Linked DNA regions of Homo sapiens: region 2 is linked to region 1. Evidence: read pairs that join two places in POLR2A ChIA-PET (ENCODE). Cell type or tissue: MCF 10A. All regions are shown on one strand. Each heading gives the region's core, and the rest is flanking DNA. Links, peaks and the distances in the headings are about the cores only. Region 1 overlaps LOC124901165 (keratin-associated protein 5-5-like). Region 2 has its middle 27 kb from the start of MRPL36.

Region 1 (8,334 bases), core at 159-8,158:
GATCATTCCTCGGAGACTGAGAGGAATAGGCTCTCTCACGAATATATGTATTTTAATTGGAGACCCAGGATTTAACTTATGCCAATAGTGTGCTTATTGGTTTGTGATTGGTCCACTCTTAGCCTGGTTCAAATAAAATCCATCTCCATTGACTGGCATTCCCACCATTGTATCTGTCTACTAGAATATTTCCCAGTTTCATTCACATGTAGTCTCTGGCCAGGAGAATTCTTGGTTGTAGATTCTTTGTACCATTAATACTTTTGCTCAATTTTCCTTATAACAAAAAAAACTAGAACACTTTCTGTGAACTCTCCCAGAAATACCTGCTTGGGGCTTTGATCCTCTTCTGAAGGCCGCTCTGGCTAGGTTTTTCTCTGATACCAAATGACTCCCTCATCCCCTGTGGGACAATTTCCATGCAGGTGGGGCCCCAGGACATCAGCCTGGATGGATGACTCAGATTTTCCCTTTTATCTTTCATCCCTCCCTTAAGACGACTGGAGCCTTATTAGAGCTCAAGCTCTCCCCTACTAAGTTATGAATTGAATTAATAATTATCATGAGTTACTACGGTGGTATCCAGCTTGTGGAGAAAAAAGTTTATAAATGCTGAAAACATTGTAGGTGCAAAAGTGGTTTGTTTTTAAAACCACCTTCTCTTCTTTAAACATGCAGATTTCCTCTGCAGAGGCCCGGAGTTACCAGCAAGGTCTGACGCAGCAGAGTGCAGAAACGGCCTCCCTGTCTGTCAAAGTGGCCTCCCGAGGACACCCAGCGAGGCCACCAGATCATCACGTGGAGTATCGGTGGCCTTATTAAAACAAAAACAACAACTCCACAGCCCGGCGAGCGGTATGTGTGCCCAAGTACATAGGTGATTAGAACAGAAAGGCCTGGGCTGGTCATCCAAGCTCTTCCGGTGGCCACCTCCGAGGAAGGTGGGGGTGTGAAGGAAATGACTAAGGACTTGGAGAGTTAAGACAAGCACGTGCTCCCAGGTGGTGGGCATGGTGAGAGAAAGAACCAGGGGAGGTTTGGGGAGGGTTCAACCAAGTCAGAATGGGGCATGGTAGGCGGCTTCCAAAACGGCCCCAGTGACCCTGCGATCCCACCCTTGGGGGCTCCCTGCCTTGTGTGTGGGCTGGGCCCAGTGACGGCCTCTGGTGGACAAGATATGGCAGGAGACAGGAGGTCGCTGTGTCTGTGTCACTTCCTACAGAGGCTTAACGCCTCCTTGTATTTAGACGGCTAATATACTTGGTCTTAATCCTTTTATGCCTAGCATTCCAATAATGGAAGGTTCCAATAACGGAATGTTCTAATAATGGAACGCTAGGCATGTCGGATTTATATCCTACTGCTCAAGGTGATCACCAATGTCTGATTGCTACCTTAGGCATAAATGGTTTAATTCTACCATCTTATTGACTTATTTTTTATGTTACTATTTTCAACATTTTAATAAGAATTTAAAAATATTCAGCAAAATTGAAAGTGTTTTATAATTTTTAATAAATACCTCTAGTCTATCATGAACCTTTTACTGCACTTGCTTTGTGGCATTTCTTAGCCTCTATCTTTTTCCATGCACATCAGAGCAAATGCAGACATTGTAAACATCCCCCTAAAATCTCAGCATGCATATTGTCATCTAGAGTTCAGTATTTGTTTACATTTTTTTCCTTTGAAGGTAAATATTACATGTAACAAAATGTCAAAATCTTAATAAAACCTTCTCCGTGTTTTGACGAATGCACACCTGTGAGGCCCAAACCTTTAAAAAGACGACATAGAGGCCGTCACGCGGAGGCCGTCACCCCACAAAGCTCCCTCATGGGCCTACCCGGCCAATCCTGGCCCCCAGCCCCCAGAGGCAGCCACTCTTGTTTTCATCTGTTTTACTTTTCCATCACAATTAGCCTTGCCTGACCTAGAACATCATGTCAAATGGGGTTGTGGAGTGTAAGCATTGTGTAGACGTCTTCTGCTCAGCAGGATGTTTCTGGGATTGAGCCGTGTCACTGCGCGTGGCAGGAGCTCCCGTCTCTCCATTGCCGAGTGCAGGTCTCTCCATTGCCGAGCGCCGCTCCAGCCTAGGGGCACAGCCTGTGCTGTGGTTCATCCATCCTCCCATGCCAGACCTGGCGCTGCTGCCTGCTTTGGCTATGCTGGGGGGAGCACAGCACAGGTGGTTCATCCATCCTCCTACACCAGACCCAGGCTACTTCCCGCTTTGGCTATGCTGGAGGGAGCTGCTGTGGACATTCACATGCGGGTATGCCATGGACACATATTCACTCCTCTTGGATGACATTGCTAGAAAGGCGTGTGCTGGGCACTCAGGCGAGTGTATCCTTAACATTTTCAAAAGTTGCTGGAATTTTTTCTCCCCAATAGTTGCACCATTTCACATGCCTAGCAAATAGGTAACAATTTCAGGGGAGGAGAGAGTGAGGGGGTGGTGAGAGATTGGTCAAGGGTATGAAGCTGTGGCTGGATGGCAGGAATAAGTTCAGGTGTTCCATTCCCTAGCAGGGTGACTAGAGTTAGCAATGGTGTATTACTGCTCACTTCAAAATTGCTGGAAGACGTTTTGGAATCTTCTCATCATCAAGAGGTGATTAGTGTTTAGGATGATAGATATACTGATTTCCTTGATGTGGTCATTACATGATTTATACACATGCGGAATCATCATGCCGTACTCTGTAACGTGTGCCTCACATCCTCAGCAACACCTGGTGTTGTGGGTCTTTTTAAGGTTTAGATATTCTGAGAGGCGTGTGGTGATTTCATACTGTGGATTTAATTGGTGTGTCCCTGATAGCTGATCATGTTACACGTTTCCTTGTGCTGACGACTGGCCATATCTTTCTCTCCTAAGTAAATGTTCAATTTTTTAAAAATTATGTTATCTTTCTAATATGCAGTTGGATGATTTCTCTATATATCCTGGAAACTAGTGCTTTGTTAGACACATGCTTTTCAGATATTTTATCTTTCTCTATGGCTTACCTATTTATGAATGATGTGTTTTAATAAACAAGTTTTACATTTTAATTATGTTCAATTTATCTATTTTTAATAGTTATTACTTTGTGTGCCCTCAGAAACCTTTGCCCAACCCTGAGTCACGCTGTTACTTTCCTTTGTTGTCTGTTTGCCACGCCTTGTTTTGGTCTCCCCAGCTTTTTCCCGTCTTCTGTTAAATTAACAGAATTTACTTTACTTCCTTTTTTTTTTCACTACTGGTTTTAATGCCAGGTCTAACCATAAGTTGGCTAAAGGTGGCCAGTATCTCTATTAATCTTCTGATTGTACAGAGACCCTGGGAATCTTCCATTCCAACTCTCTCCCCACCAAGCTATCCAATAAGCCACACTGCCCGGCCTCCTGGTGTCTCCTTGCTATGACGCCCTTCCCAGGGTCTCCCAGGTGTTTACAATGTCTTCACTCTTTTGCCTCTGACCTCTGACTCACGGGTTCAATATTTTCTCACTCAGGTGTATCCTTTCAATGAGGGCGAATTCTTTCAGGATTTTTCAGTGAGGTTTCCTGAGTCATACCTTCTCTCAGGTCTTTGAATGTGCCACTGTTTTCCCTCAGTCTGGATTGACAACTGAATTCTAAATTGACAGTTAATCTTCCCTTGGTGCTATGAGATACCCCAAGGTCTGCTGGTACCCATGGCATGGGCTAGGAGTCTGCAATCAGGCTAGCTGGTAGATGATGTTCCTTTTCTCACTGTTACTTTTGCACAAAGCAACAAGAGGTTTTTCTCCTGTAGCCATTCATTGTTTCAAAGGCATTTGAGGTCTGCTTTTCATTTTATATCAGATTTTCTTGTTTTTCATGGCACTTCATTAAATCATGTAATAAAAAAATAATAGCAGTACACAGGTTTGGAAATACAGCCAGCTGAGCTGATTCATGAACACACAATGGGTGGGGCGGAGCAGTGCGGGCATCCAGAGGTGCAGCCAGCATATGTGGGCACTGATGCTCTGTACGCCCATCAGCACACCTTGGGGTTGGATGGGAAGCGTGTGTGAGTTGGTTCTGGGCTTTAGTGGGGTTACTGGAGGGAGCGGCATAGTGCTGATTTTATAGTCTTTGTCAGACAGTTCAGTCATCTCTACTTCTGAGGGCATGCATTCTCCCCTGCTCTCAACTCCCCATCTCTCTCTCCTGTCCATTGTTGCCTGGGGACTTACCTTTGAAGAGGGGTTTTCTGCAGGAGTTCTGCCTGCTGTAGCCTGGGAAATCTTTCTCCCTACAATTTCACATTGAAGTCGGCCAGGACGTTTGCAGTTTCACTGGATTCAGACCCTTTTTGTTTTCATTTTTCATTTACATTCTAAACAAGGTGGGTGGTATTAATTCAGACACCACACCCATACATGGCCAGATCTGGGCTCCTGCAGGTTACAGGGGGATGCTTTTCCCTTGGAGAGACTCACATGGGGGTGGGGTCCCCTGATACTTCCCATCAGCACCTGGCTCTATGCAGGGGCCTCAGGACCTTTCCTGACTGGAAGCTTGTACCATCTGGCGTCCCTGTCACCTGCCTCTGTAGGCCTCAGGGCTGCAGCTGCCCGGGTTGTTGTTTTGAGTCGTGTCTTTGCTTCTGGCTCCTAGGAATGTCCCTTCCTCTCATGCTGGAACACGTATTTGCGTTGGGGGGACTACGTTTCACGAGCTGCGTGCCTGTTGGCCGTCCTGCCAGTTCAGCTTACTCTGCATAGTAACTGGAGCTTTTCTCGTCAGGGAGTTGACCTTTATGTGGCCTACCATGCACCGCACGCTTGCTCCACACTCAGGACACATGACACACACTCCATGAGGAGATACAAGCTCCTGACCTCACGTGGCTTCCTGTCTAAAGGGAGAAAATGCAATAAATTAAAGTCTAGGACTCTACCTGTTAATTAGCGATGGGCTGAGTCTACAGAAGGAAACGATCCCAAGTGCAGGTCTGGGGAGTGAACATGGAGGGTCCCGGGAATGGCGGATGCAGAGGAACCGTGGGGCAGGAGGGGTGGTGGGCACGGTGTCCATTCCAGGCAAAGAGCCAGCCCCAACTAGCACAGGGACCTCCCAAAACTTCAGCCTAGGATTTAGCAGAGCAACCTCTGCTGTGAGATCACAAGCATCGGCCACATGCGAGCTCTGGGAAGAATGTTATTAATATTTTTGTGTCTAAGGATTTAAAATTATCACGTGGATTTTTAACTTGCTAGGGCAGTGCCTATGGTATTGACACTTACATGAAGGCTCAGCCTTGACTTTAAACGGTGGAAGCGTCTCTCCTCTTGATGTGGCGGCAGGAAGTGTCTCCCACGCGAGGACTCTGTGCTAAACGTGTGACTGTCGCCCCCATTGTGAGTCTTTTGGGCTTCGCTCCCTCGATTGGATCCCGTCATTCAACAAGGGGACTTTTAAGACATCATGAAGACCTCAAATCTTCTGACGTGAAGTTAGGGAGATTATCCTAGGTGTACCTGAGCTAACCCAGGTGCCTTTAGGAGAAAGCAGAGGGGTCACCCCCGCTGGTGTTGAAGACATACCTGGCAGGGTTTTGAGAGAAGTAGACCAGGGGCAAGGGCCTGATTCCTGCCAGCACTTGGTGAACTTGGAAGAGGCTCCAGAGCTCAGATGCGACCCGACCCTGGCAGGTGCTGACTTCAGCCTGGTGAGACCCTGAGCAGAGGACTCAGTGCAGCCCCACCTGGCTCCCAAACACGGTGCTGTGAGCAGACACACGGGGGTCTTTAGCCACTGAATTTCCATGGCTTCTTACACAGCAAGATGAAGCTAGCATGGTGTCTTGGTCCCTTCAGCCTGTATGACAAGAATGCTGCAGACTGGGCAAATTATCGATGCCAGGACTCCATCCCTCACAGTTCCGGAGGTTTGGGGGGTCGATATCATGGCACTGTACACTGGGCATCTGGTGAGCCTTCCTATAAGCAGATGTGGCCCCCCTGCTGCGTCTTCCCACAGTGGAAGGGCAGACAGGCTCCCCCAGGCTTCTTCTGTAAGGGGACGAATCCATCCTTTCATGGGGGAAGGAGCACTATCTCCCCAGGTCCCCTCATCACTCTCACCTCCCCCTGGGTCTCCACATCACTCACTTCCCCCCGGGTCCCCACATCACTCTCACCTCCCCCCGGGTCTCCGCATCACTCTCACCTCCCCCTGGGGTCCCCACATCACTCTCACCTCCCCCTGGGGTCTTGGAATGGAGAGACAGGTGAGGGAGTGAGGGACTCTCTGGGGAAGTCAGCAGCTCCCTCCTCGTCAGGCTGCATGAGGCCTTGGTTCAGGGTTTGTACTTAGTGTCTTGGTGTTGGAGAGAGCCTTCCCCACTGCAGGAGGCACTCCCTGGGCAGAGACTGCACGCACAGATATGGACGCTCACATCTAGGGCCTAAAGCAGGCAGGGAGAAGATGACACCATTTTTTACAAAACACATTGTGCTTTTATTTTAACTTAATTTTAATATTACTTTTATTATAAAGTTATAAATAACTGTATTTTATTATTACAAAACTTTTTTCCCAGCTTCATGTATGATGAATAAAAATGGTGTATATGCAGGGTGTACAGCATGATGATTTGATGTCTGTCCACAGTGTGAAATCATCACCACAACCAAGCCAAGTGCATCCATCGCTCAGGCAGTCACCATGGTGTGAGTGCGGTGAGACGGCTTTGATCTGGCTCTCAGCCACTTCTGATGCTCCTGGTACCTGCAGTCACCACGCTGCACCCAGGCTTCTGTGTGTGTTCATCCCACAGCTGCAGGTTTGGACCCTTTGACCAATGCCTTTTCTTTTCCCCTGGGAATCACCATTTGGCTCTTAATGACTATGAGTTTCTACTTCTTTTTTTTAAGAGTCCATGTATAAGGAAGAGCATGGAGTGTTTGTCTTTCTGTCCGGCTTATTTCACTTAGTATAACATCCTCAAGGTTCATTCATGTTAGCGTAAATGGCAGGATTTCCTTTTTTTTTTTTTTGAGACGTAGTCTTGCTCTTATTGCCCAGGCTGGAGTGCAGTGGCATGATCTCGGCTCACTGCAACCTCTGGCTCCTGGGTTCAAGTGATTCTCCTGCCTCAGCCTCCCTAGTAGCTGGGATTACAGGCGCATGCCACCTTGCCTGGATAATTTTTTTTTTTTTTTTTGATAGAGACGAAGTTTCACCATGTTGGTCAGGCTGGTCTTGAACTCCTGACCTCAAGTGATCCACCCTCCTCGGCCTCCCAAAGTGTTGAGATTACAGGCATGAGTCACCACGCCTGGCCAGGACTCCCTTCTTTTTAAAGGCTGGTCATATTCCGCTGTGTGTGTCTGTGTCCTGCTTTTTAAAGGCTGGTCGTATTCCGCTGTGTGTGTCTGTGTCCTGCTTTTTAAAGGCTTGGTAGTATTCCATTGTGTGTGTCTGTGTAACATCTTCGTGTGTGCACCATATTTTCTTTATACACCCAGTTGCTGGCAGACTTGTACGTTGTTTCCACATCTTGGCTATTGTGAGTGACCGTGCAATAAATGTGGAAGTGCAGGTATTTCTTGGAGACAGCGATTTTATTTCCTTTGAATATATACCCAGTAGTGGGATTGTGATCTCATACGCTAGCTCTATTTCTAATTTTTTGAGAAAACTACAGACTGTTTTCCATAATGGCTGTATTAATTCATTTTCCCGCCAACAGGGTACAAGGGCTCCCTTTTCCCCACATCCTCACCAACACGTGGTCTTTTGACTTTTTGATAACAGCCATTCTAACAGGTGTGAGGTGATCTCTCCTGGTGGTTTTGGTGTGCATTTCCTTGATGATTATTTAAGGTGAGCACTTTTTCATCTGACTTTTGGACGTTTGTTTATTTTCTTTGGAAAAATTTCTTTTTTTTTTTTTTTGAGACGGAGTCTCGCTCTGTCGCCCAGGCTGGACTGCGGACTGCAGTGGCGCAATCTCGGCTCACTGCAAGCTCCACTTCCCGGGTTCACGCCATTCTCCTGCCTCAGCCTCCCGAGTAGCTGGGACTACAGGCGCCCGCCACCGCGCCCGGCTAATTTTTTGTATTTTTAGTAGAGACGGGGTTTCACCCTGTTAGCCAGGATGGTCTCGATCTCCTGACCTCATGATCCACCCGCCTCGGCCTCCCAAAGTGCTGGGATTACAGGCGTGAGCCACCGCGCCCGGAAAAATTTCTATTCAAGTTCTTTGTCCATTTAATCAGGTTGTCTGTTGTATACTGTGGAGTGGTTTGAGTTCCTTATATACTCTGGAACTACATGATACGCATAGGTATTTTCCACACCTGA
Region 2 (8,334 bases), core at 282-8,281, 160 kb before region 1:
CAGCTGAAGGTCACACAGGGTCACTTCTGTCCAGGGAAAGGAATTCAGGAGCAGACAATACCCGCCCACCTGCAGCCAGCGTGGCGTCCAGGCGGAGTGGAGCCCACAGATGCTGGCGGGGGGATGAGCTCACAGACACCCTCGTTGTCATGGAGGCTGTGGGGTGTGTGGGTGGGGTTGAGGGGCTCCTGCCATCCCTTTGCTGCTAGCCAGGCCTTGATGAGGGGAGGGGAGCTGACTTCCTAGAGATCGCACCACGTGCCTTCCACCATTTCTGAACAACCCGCTGATGAGGCCCAGCCCCGGTGGTCATAAGAAATTGGTGCCTGGCGAGACGCCAGTGATGTCCCACGCGATCACTTGGCAGAACCCACCACACCACTGGACCTCACCGCTGGGCCGCACCGCTGGACCGCACCGCTGGACCGCACCGCTGGACCTCACCGCTGGACCTCACCACAGGACCGCACCGCTGGACCTCACCGCTGGACCTCACCACAGGACCGCACCGCTGGACCTCACCGCTGGACCGCACCGCTGGACCTCACCACAGGACCGCACCGCTGGACCTCACCGCTGGACCTCACCACAGGACCGCACCGCTGGACCTCACCGCTGGACCTCACCACAGGACCGCACCGCTGGACCGCACCGCTGGACCGCACCGCTGGACCGCACGGCAGGACCGTACCGCTGGACCTCACCACAGGACCTCACCACAGGACCTCACCGCTGGGCCGCACCGCAGGACCGCACCGCTGGACCGCACCACCGTCCTGGCAGGTGAGCGTGGAGCCTGGCGCTCCCTGGCGACGACCCTGGTCAGACTTCCAGGAGCGCCCCTGCGGGTAAAGTCACATGTACGCTCTGTTCTGGGCTCAGCAACCGAGTCGTAGGAGAGACGGAGTGGCCTGGGGCCAGGTCCTGAGTCCGAGGAGCAGCTGTCTGGGCTCTCCCTTGGCCACGAAGCAGCTCACACCGAGGGCAGGAGCAGAGGCCTCCCGGCCCCGGGCGGAACCCCGCAGGAGGGCCTCCCTGAGGCCAACGTCTCTGGCGCCACCTCCCGCAGTGTTCGCTGGAGCCCGCGGCCATGCAGGGCCACACGGACCCGGGGGCTGCGCAGAACTGGGGCCCTCGTGCACCGTGGGTGGGAATGGAACGTGGCGCCGCTGCTGTGGAAAACCAAAGGGCAACTCCTCAGAAAGTTAACACAGAATCTCTATAGGGCCCAGCAATCCCACCTCCAGGCCTATCCACAAAAGAATCGAAAACAGGGGCTCCAAGAAGTACGAGTACACACATGCGCATAGAAACCGCATGCGCAGCAGCCGAGAGGCAGAAGCAGCCCAGACGTCCCCTTGACGGCTGAGTGCATAATGGGGCCTCCATAGAAGGGAATATGTTTCCGCCACAGCAAGGGACGCCGCACTGACACGGGGAACCGCACGGGTGAACCTCGAGACACCGTGCTCAGTGGGGTTCGCCAGACACAGAAGGCCACAGAGCGCACAATTCCTTTTACATGTAATATCCAGAACCGGTAATTCCGCAGTGACAGGGGGCTGCCTGGGGCTGGGAGAAAGGAACGGGAATGACTGCTCATGGGTGCGGGGCTTCCTTTTGGGGTGATGAAGCTGCCCTGAAGTGTCCAGAGGTGGCAGCTGCCCACTGCGAGTGTGATAAATGCCATCGAGTTGCTCACTCTAAAAGGGTTAATTTTGTGTTGTGTGAATTTCACCTCAGTTTTAAAAAGAAGAGGACTCTGCCCGGTCTCCCGAGGCCACCATGACCCCTGGAGGTATAAAATGTGCGTGCAAAGGGCTCACCCAAGCTCTGCCCTTCTGGGGCGAGCACAGCCCCGGCCAGCAAGCACCATGCGCTTTGGATGCTTCGGAGGCTCCCCATGGAGTGTTTTCCAGACACTTTTAATGTATTCAAGTTTTATTTTACAGAAAAGTGGTGGTTATGTGTGGGCCCAGGGGCTGAGACACTGCTTGCTTGTTTTATTTTTCCTTGTTTTGAGGCACGTCGTCTGGTTTTTCTAAGGAGCACTGAGAAGGGCTGGAAACCTGAATTCACATAACCCCCACCTCGCCGGGTGGTGCCTGTGTGGCAGCAGCAGCCGCTGTGACAGCAAGCACTGGTGGCAGAAAACCTGGACGGCTTCCTAGAGAAAGGTGAAAGTCAGGGCATGACACCCTGGCTGTGTCCTGAGGCACATCCAGCAGCCTCTCCTTTCTCCAGGCTTCTGGGGATGCCTGTTTTGTGAACACAAGTTCCCTTCACTGTCCATAGTGCAGGTTTCTGAAAAGCTGTGGGAAAAATCTTCTACATGTACATTTAAATATCAGATGGAGGAGACCTCAGTGTGTAATCAAACCTATCCTTTGTGGAAAAGAAAGAATTCATTTGTGAAACAAATCACCAGTCCCAAAGCATCGGCTCCATGACGCTGGCATTTTCTCTGCCACTCACTATGATTTTGACCTTGGACTTCACCTCCTCAAGCTTCAGTTTCTTTGTGGCTTGTTCCATAGTTTGTTCTCATGTGTAACTGTCTGGGGGAGAGGGGAGCTCCTCGGAAGGGGGAGATGTACTTTAGATGGTTGATGGTGAAAGAAAAGGAGAAAGTAGCTGATGATGATGCACTACTGACCCAGGGTGTTATCAAAGAGTCGGAAGGAAACAGAGCCCCAAAGTTGCCATTTATTAAATACATTGAACTTTACTATAGCAAATAAGAGGGTGCTCTTGACCTATAAAACAGGGATCATAATTTTCATCTCACAGTGTTTAGTGGGGATGATATGAGATCATGGAGCAATGACGAGTACACTCACATTTTTGTGGACATTCCGGTTGGTGTGGACTAGCTCATCCAAGTCGACAACTGAATTCTATGCCTGTTGTTTACAGTGCAGAATAACAATGTGCACCATGTAAATGTAAGGTGACACTGCAGTCATTACAGGATGTGATTGATCAAGATTCATCCAGCTGCTTAGGAAAGCAGGGGCAGCCCCATAGGAGGTCCCCTTGGCAGGGCTGGGAGCTCTGTCAGCAGCAGGACAGGTTATGGATCACAAGAGACTGGCCCAGGATCAGAAGGACCTCATGGGGCACATCCAGGCCAAGCACCCGGCTCAGATCTCAGCCATGTGAGGGCTCAGCTTTCAGGGAGGGCTCGCGGGGGTGAGGCAGGAGTGCAGGTGAGTCCTGAGAGCTGCCGCACAGCGCCGAGGTTGTAGTAGGAGGAGCTGCAGGATGCATGCTCTCAGGCTTGTCACCGAATCAAACCAGGTCCGTCTGCCGGCACACAGTGGAAAGCCGAACACCGAAGCACTGGGTTTTGCAGCAAGAAAGATTTTTTGCGAGTCGACTGGCCAGGAGACAGGAGGAAGTGCCCAGATCTGCCTCCCCGAGCTGGGGTTGGACCAGGTCTTCCAAGTATGCACTAATGAGCTGTGCTGCCATGGGGCTGATGCTGGGGCTCCACTGATTGGATCCTGGATCCTCATTCGGTCCCCGTTCCCCAGCCCCAGCACTTAGGTTCCCCCATGTTGCACACGTGGGTTGTCTGGGCATGCTCAGGTTATATGACCTTCAGCCTGGGGGTCCACGGCAACTGAAGAACAAGTCACAACTCCATTACACGGATGTTGAACCAGATTGGCCAGATGTGGCTATAAGCTGGGCATGGTGAATCCTGCCTCAGCCAGAATTATGTGCAAAGTTGGAAATGAATGTGTTGCCATGGGCTGAGCCCACGTGGCTGCCGGGTTCTGGGGGACGTGGACCCATTTTGTGTACGTGGCTCATGCATCTTGCCAAAAGGTTCACTGGTGTGGTTTATCCTCAGCACATGTCCAGGGAGGCCAAGTGCAGTCACTCCACAGTGCTTTTCTGAGCCTGCAGAGCCATTGCCACACCCGGGAGGCCTGGACACCCGCAGCCCTCATCAAATCAGTTCTCACACCTGGGCCTTCATTATTCTCAGTCTGTGTCCCATGTGCCACACAGGTGGGTTGCTGGGAGTTCAGCTGCAGACACTCCCGGGTGCAGTGTTCAATATGAGTGAGGGAAACTGAAAAAGGAAATGAAGAAGGGGAAGGAGTAGCTTCTGGGACCTGTTGGATAATGACTGTCCCTTAGATCCAAATCTGTCCACATATCCTCTATAAAAGCACAAAGAAAGCAAACAAAACCACCCCCAACCAAACAGAACACAGAGAACAAATAACACAAACTTCAACTGACACATAAAAGATGAAACAAACATTTGAACCCATCAGAGCTGGCGAGGGGGCCCACAGCAGAGCAGAGTGAGTTGGAGTGTGCTTGGAAGACAGGAGGGTTTGCAGTGCCCACGTGTAGGAGGAAACCCATGACATTCACCAGAGGAGACGTCTGCTCCCCGAGAGAGGGAGACAAAGAGGAGGTCTAAGGCAGATCAGAAAGCTGTGCTGGGAGCTGAAAGGACGATGCTTGGAATATGCACAGGACCCATGGATGCAATCCTGTGGACAACTGTCTGGGGAGAGGAAAGCTTCTTGGAAGGGGGAGATGCCGCTTTGATAAGGGCGCTACTGACCCAGGGTGTTATCGAAGAATCAGAAAGAAACAGGCCCCCAAAGTTGTCATTTATCAAACAAATTGGACTTTACTGTAGCCGATAAGAGGGTGCTCTTAAACTAAAAAATGGAGTAAAACACCCAGACTCCCTGCACAAGGCATCAGCTACCACTGGTTCAGGAAAATCTGACACAAATAATCCTGAACAAAATAAGAAATCAGCGTCCAGCCATAAAAATTGACTATAAGAGAGCCAAAATTGAGAATAAGAATAGAAATTTCAGCAGGAGAAAAACCTACCTCAAAAAATCCTCAAAGCTAATGAAAAGTGTACCACAACCCTCCAAGATAAACAAGCAATTGCAGATTTAAAAGGTCATCACAAATCAGAGGCTCAAAAACTCAGAATACAAATAGATAAATACTGGAAGGTATAAAATTACAGCTAGCAACATTCAAGTAAGAAACTGAAGAAAAAGACAGAAATCATAACAGAAAGTAAGGACAAATTATGGGGTGCCCAAGGGAAAACATATATAACCAAAAGCACAGTAAGAGACTTAGAGAACAGAAATAAGAAGATACAAATAAGAAATTAAAATGAAAATAAAGGAAATTAAAAATATGAGAAAATAATAAATATAAAAGCCTGTCAAAGAATATACAACACAGATGCAACTGGAGTAAATGAAGACTAAATTAACACAATGGAACAGAACTGATATTTAAAACTATAATTCTGGCCAGGAATAGTGGCTCATGCCTGTAATCCCAGCACTTTGGGAGGCCGAGGCGGGCGGATCACCTAAGGTCAGGAGTTTGAGACTAGCCTGGCCAACATGGTGAAACATTGTCTCTACTAAAAATATAAAAATAGCTGGGCATGGTGGCGTGCACCTGTAATCCCAGCTACTCGGGAGGCTGAGGCAGGAGAATAGCTTAAACCAGGGAGGAGGAGGTTGCAGTGAGCCGGGATTGTGCCACTGCACTCCAGCCTGGGAGACAGAGTGAGACCTCATCTCAAGGAAACAAAAGCAAACAAACACTATAATTCCATACCTATAATCTCAGCACTTTGGGAGGCTGAGGTGGGAGGATCCCTTGAGTTCAGGAGTCTGAGACCAGCCTGGGCAACATGGTGAAATCCTGTCTCTAAAAAAAATATAGAAATTAGCCAGGTGTGGTGGTGCACATCTGTGGTCCCAGCTATTTGGGAGGGCTGAGATGGGAGGATGGCTTGAGCCCAGGAGGCAGAGGTTGCAGTGAGCCAAGATTGCACCACTGCACTGCAGTCTGAATGACAAAGCCAGACCCAGTAGATATATATATATTTTTTATATACTTTGTTGATGAGATCAGATTCATGGGAACTTGCGGACAGTGATGGGAAAAGGTGTCGGGAGCCTGTGTCACACCTGGGGCCCATCGAAGTGACCGAACAGCACTCCAAAGGCATGAGCACTTCTCAGTATGGAAATAATTCCTCAGTTTCCAAAAAATCCACATTTGTTTTTCTATGAATGGTGGGATTTTATTTAATTATATTTTATTGTTCAACCCTGTCTGTGTTTTGTAAGTTTTCTGAATTTAATTCTACCTATTGAAAGATGCCCATCATATACTCAAGAAAATCAACTTGGAACATTGAAATCAAATACAAAAATTGTGGGATGGAGCTAAAGCAGTCCTTAAGGAGAAATTGATTAATGCCTATATTAGACATGAAGAAAAAGTTTAAATCAATTATCTTTGCTTCCACCTTAGGGAGCTAGTTAAAAAAGAAAAAAATTAAGGTCAAGGTAGGCAGGAAAAAAAAGAAATAATAAAAACAGAAGGAAATTTAATGAAATATAAAACAACGGAGAAAATTTACAAACCCAAAATTTGTTATTTGTAAAGATTAAGGCCGGGTGCAATGGGTCACACCTGTAATCCCAGCACTCTGGGAGTCTGAGGTGGGCAGATTGCTTGAGCTCAGGAGTTCAAGACCAACCTTGGCAACATGGCGAAATTTCGTCTCTACAAAAAATACAAAAATTAGCTGGGCATGGTGGTTTGAACACCTGTAGAAGGAAGCTACTTGGGAGGCTGAGGTGGGAGAATCACTTGAACCCAGGAGGCGGAGGTTGCAGTGAGCCAAGATTATGCCACTGCACTTCAGCCTAAGCAACAGAATGAGACTCTTTCTCAAGGAAAAAAACAAAAGATTAATAAAATTGAAAATCCCTTAACAAGACTGATTATTTAAAAAAAAAAAAGGCAAGACAAATCATCAATGTCAGGAACCAGGAAGGGGCATCACAACAGGTCCTGCAGACACGCAAAGGGTAATGAGTGATGACACGAACAATTTCATGCTGATGCATTCGACAGCTTAGATAAAATGGACAAATTCCCTGAGAGACACACATTACCAAAATAAACCCAGGCAAAAATAGAAAATTTAAATCGCCCTATATTTGTTAAAGATATTAATTCATAATTAAACTCCTTATAAAGAAAATTCCAGGCCCAAACAACTTCATTAGTAAATTCCATCTAGTGTGTAAGAAAGAAGTAACATCTATTCTATATAAACTCATAAACTAGAGGAGGAACTATCATTTCCTAAAGTATTTTATGACGTTACTATAACCAGAATTCAAAAACCAGACAAAGGCATTATAAGGTCAGAAATTGACAGACCAATAGCCTTCATAAGCATAGATGCAAAAATCACTAACAAAACATAAGCATATCAAATTCAGCAATAAGTAACAAGAATAAGATATCATGATTAAGTTGGACCACTTAATCATGATTCTAGAAAATTCCAGAAATGCAACATCTGTTTAACATAAGAGAATAAATCAATGTAGTTCACCAAATTAACTAAAGAAGAAAAATTATATTGTCATTTCAATAGATGCAAATCAATTATTTGAGAAAATATAACACCGTTTTATAACTTAAAAACTCTTAGCAAATGTTGGTAGAAAATAGTTGGTAAATTTTTCAACCTGATAAAGAGCTCTTACCGCTTCTTCTCAGTATAGTACAAGAGGTACTAGCCACTGCAGTAAGACATGAATGGGAAATGGAAGTCATATTAATCCAAAATAAAGAAGTAAAAGTGCTGAGGGAAAGAAGCTGAATGCCAACTAGTTTATACTGAATTATTCCATTTACATGAAAGTCTTGAACAGGTAAGACTAAACTTTGTTGTTGTTGGTTGTTTGTTGTTGACGAGATCAGATTCATGGGAACATGTGGGCAGTGATGGGAAAAGGTGTCGGGAGCCTGCGTCACACCTGGGGCCTGTTGAAGTGACTGAACAGCACTCCGAAGGCATGAGCACGTCCCTGTATGGAAATCATTTCTCAGTTTCCAAGAATATCCACATTGGTTTTTCTACAAATGGTGGGATTTTATTTAATCATATTTTATTGTTCAATCCTTTTTTTATTTGTAAGTTTTCTGAAATGACTATGTATTACATTGGTAAATCAAAATATTAACTAATCCAATGTAGTCCAAACAGTAAAAATACGACCTAAAATTATCTCAAGGTATAAATGCTTAGCAAAGAGTGATGTAGGGCCTAGCTCTCTTCTGAGCTATTTGATGAGCTCTTTCTAGAAGATGTTCTTACAATGAACTTGGGTAACAGAAGAAAGGATTCATAATCATAATGAAGGCCTGGGGCTGGGAGGGCATCTGGTCAATAAGAAATTGGCCCCTAAACCTCGAAGGTCCAGGCCCGAGGTTGGTCAGTTACTCCTC

What was found. Peaks named below come from ENCODE experiments on the same cell type or tissue, not always from the same donor. Only the 100,000 strongest peaks of a DNase experiment are listed, where the experiment ranks them.
Region 2: POLR2A ChIA-PET joins it to region 1 with 6 read pairs; 1 of 35 experiments calls an interaction of 5 or more read pairs at or near these places.

The regions. Positions count from the first base shown.
Region 1 is chr5:1,933,131-1,941,464 of GRCh38, forward strand. LOC124901165 (keratin-associated protein 5-5-like) reads left to right here. Exons shown (of 5, transcript XM_047418003.1): 2 at 679-855; 3 at 6,640-6,811. LOC105374618 (a long non-coding RNA gene) reads left to right here. Exons shown (of 13, transcript NR_171679.1): 2 at 679-855. Among named protein-coding and RNA genes, the nearest start is that of CTD-2194D22.4, 50 kb to the left of the region's middle. In MCF 10A, for the core only: no CTCF peak of the experiment used is centred there; a DNase peak (open chromatin) is centred at 3,481.
Region 2 is chr5:1,768,470-1,776,803 of GRCh38, forward strand. No RefSeq gene overlaps it. Among named protein-coding and RNA genes, the nearest start is that of MRPL36, 27 kb to the right of the region's middle. RefSeq lists enhancers at 150-858, 859-1,565, 3,255-3,754. In MCF 10A, for the core only: a CTCF peak has its summit at 4,403; a DNase peak (open chromatin) is centred at 4,432.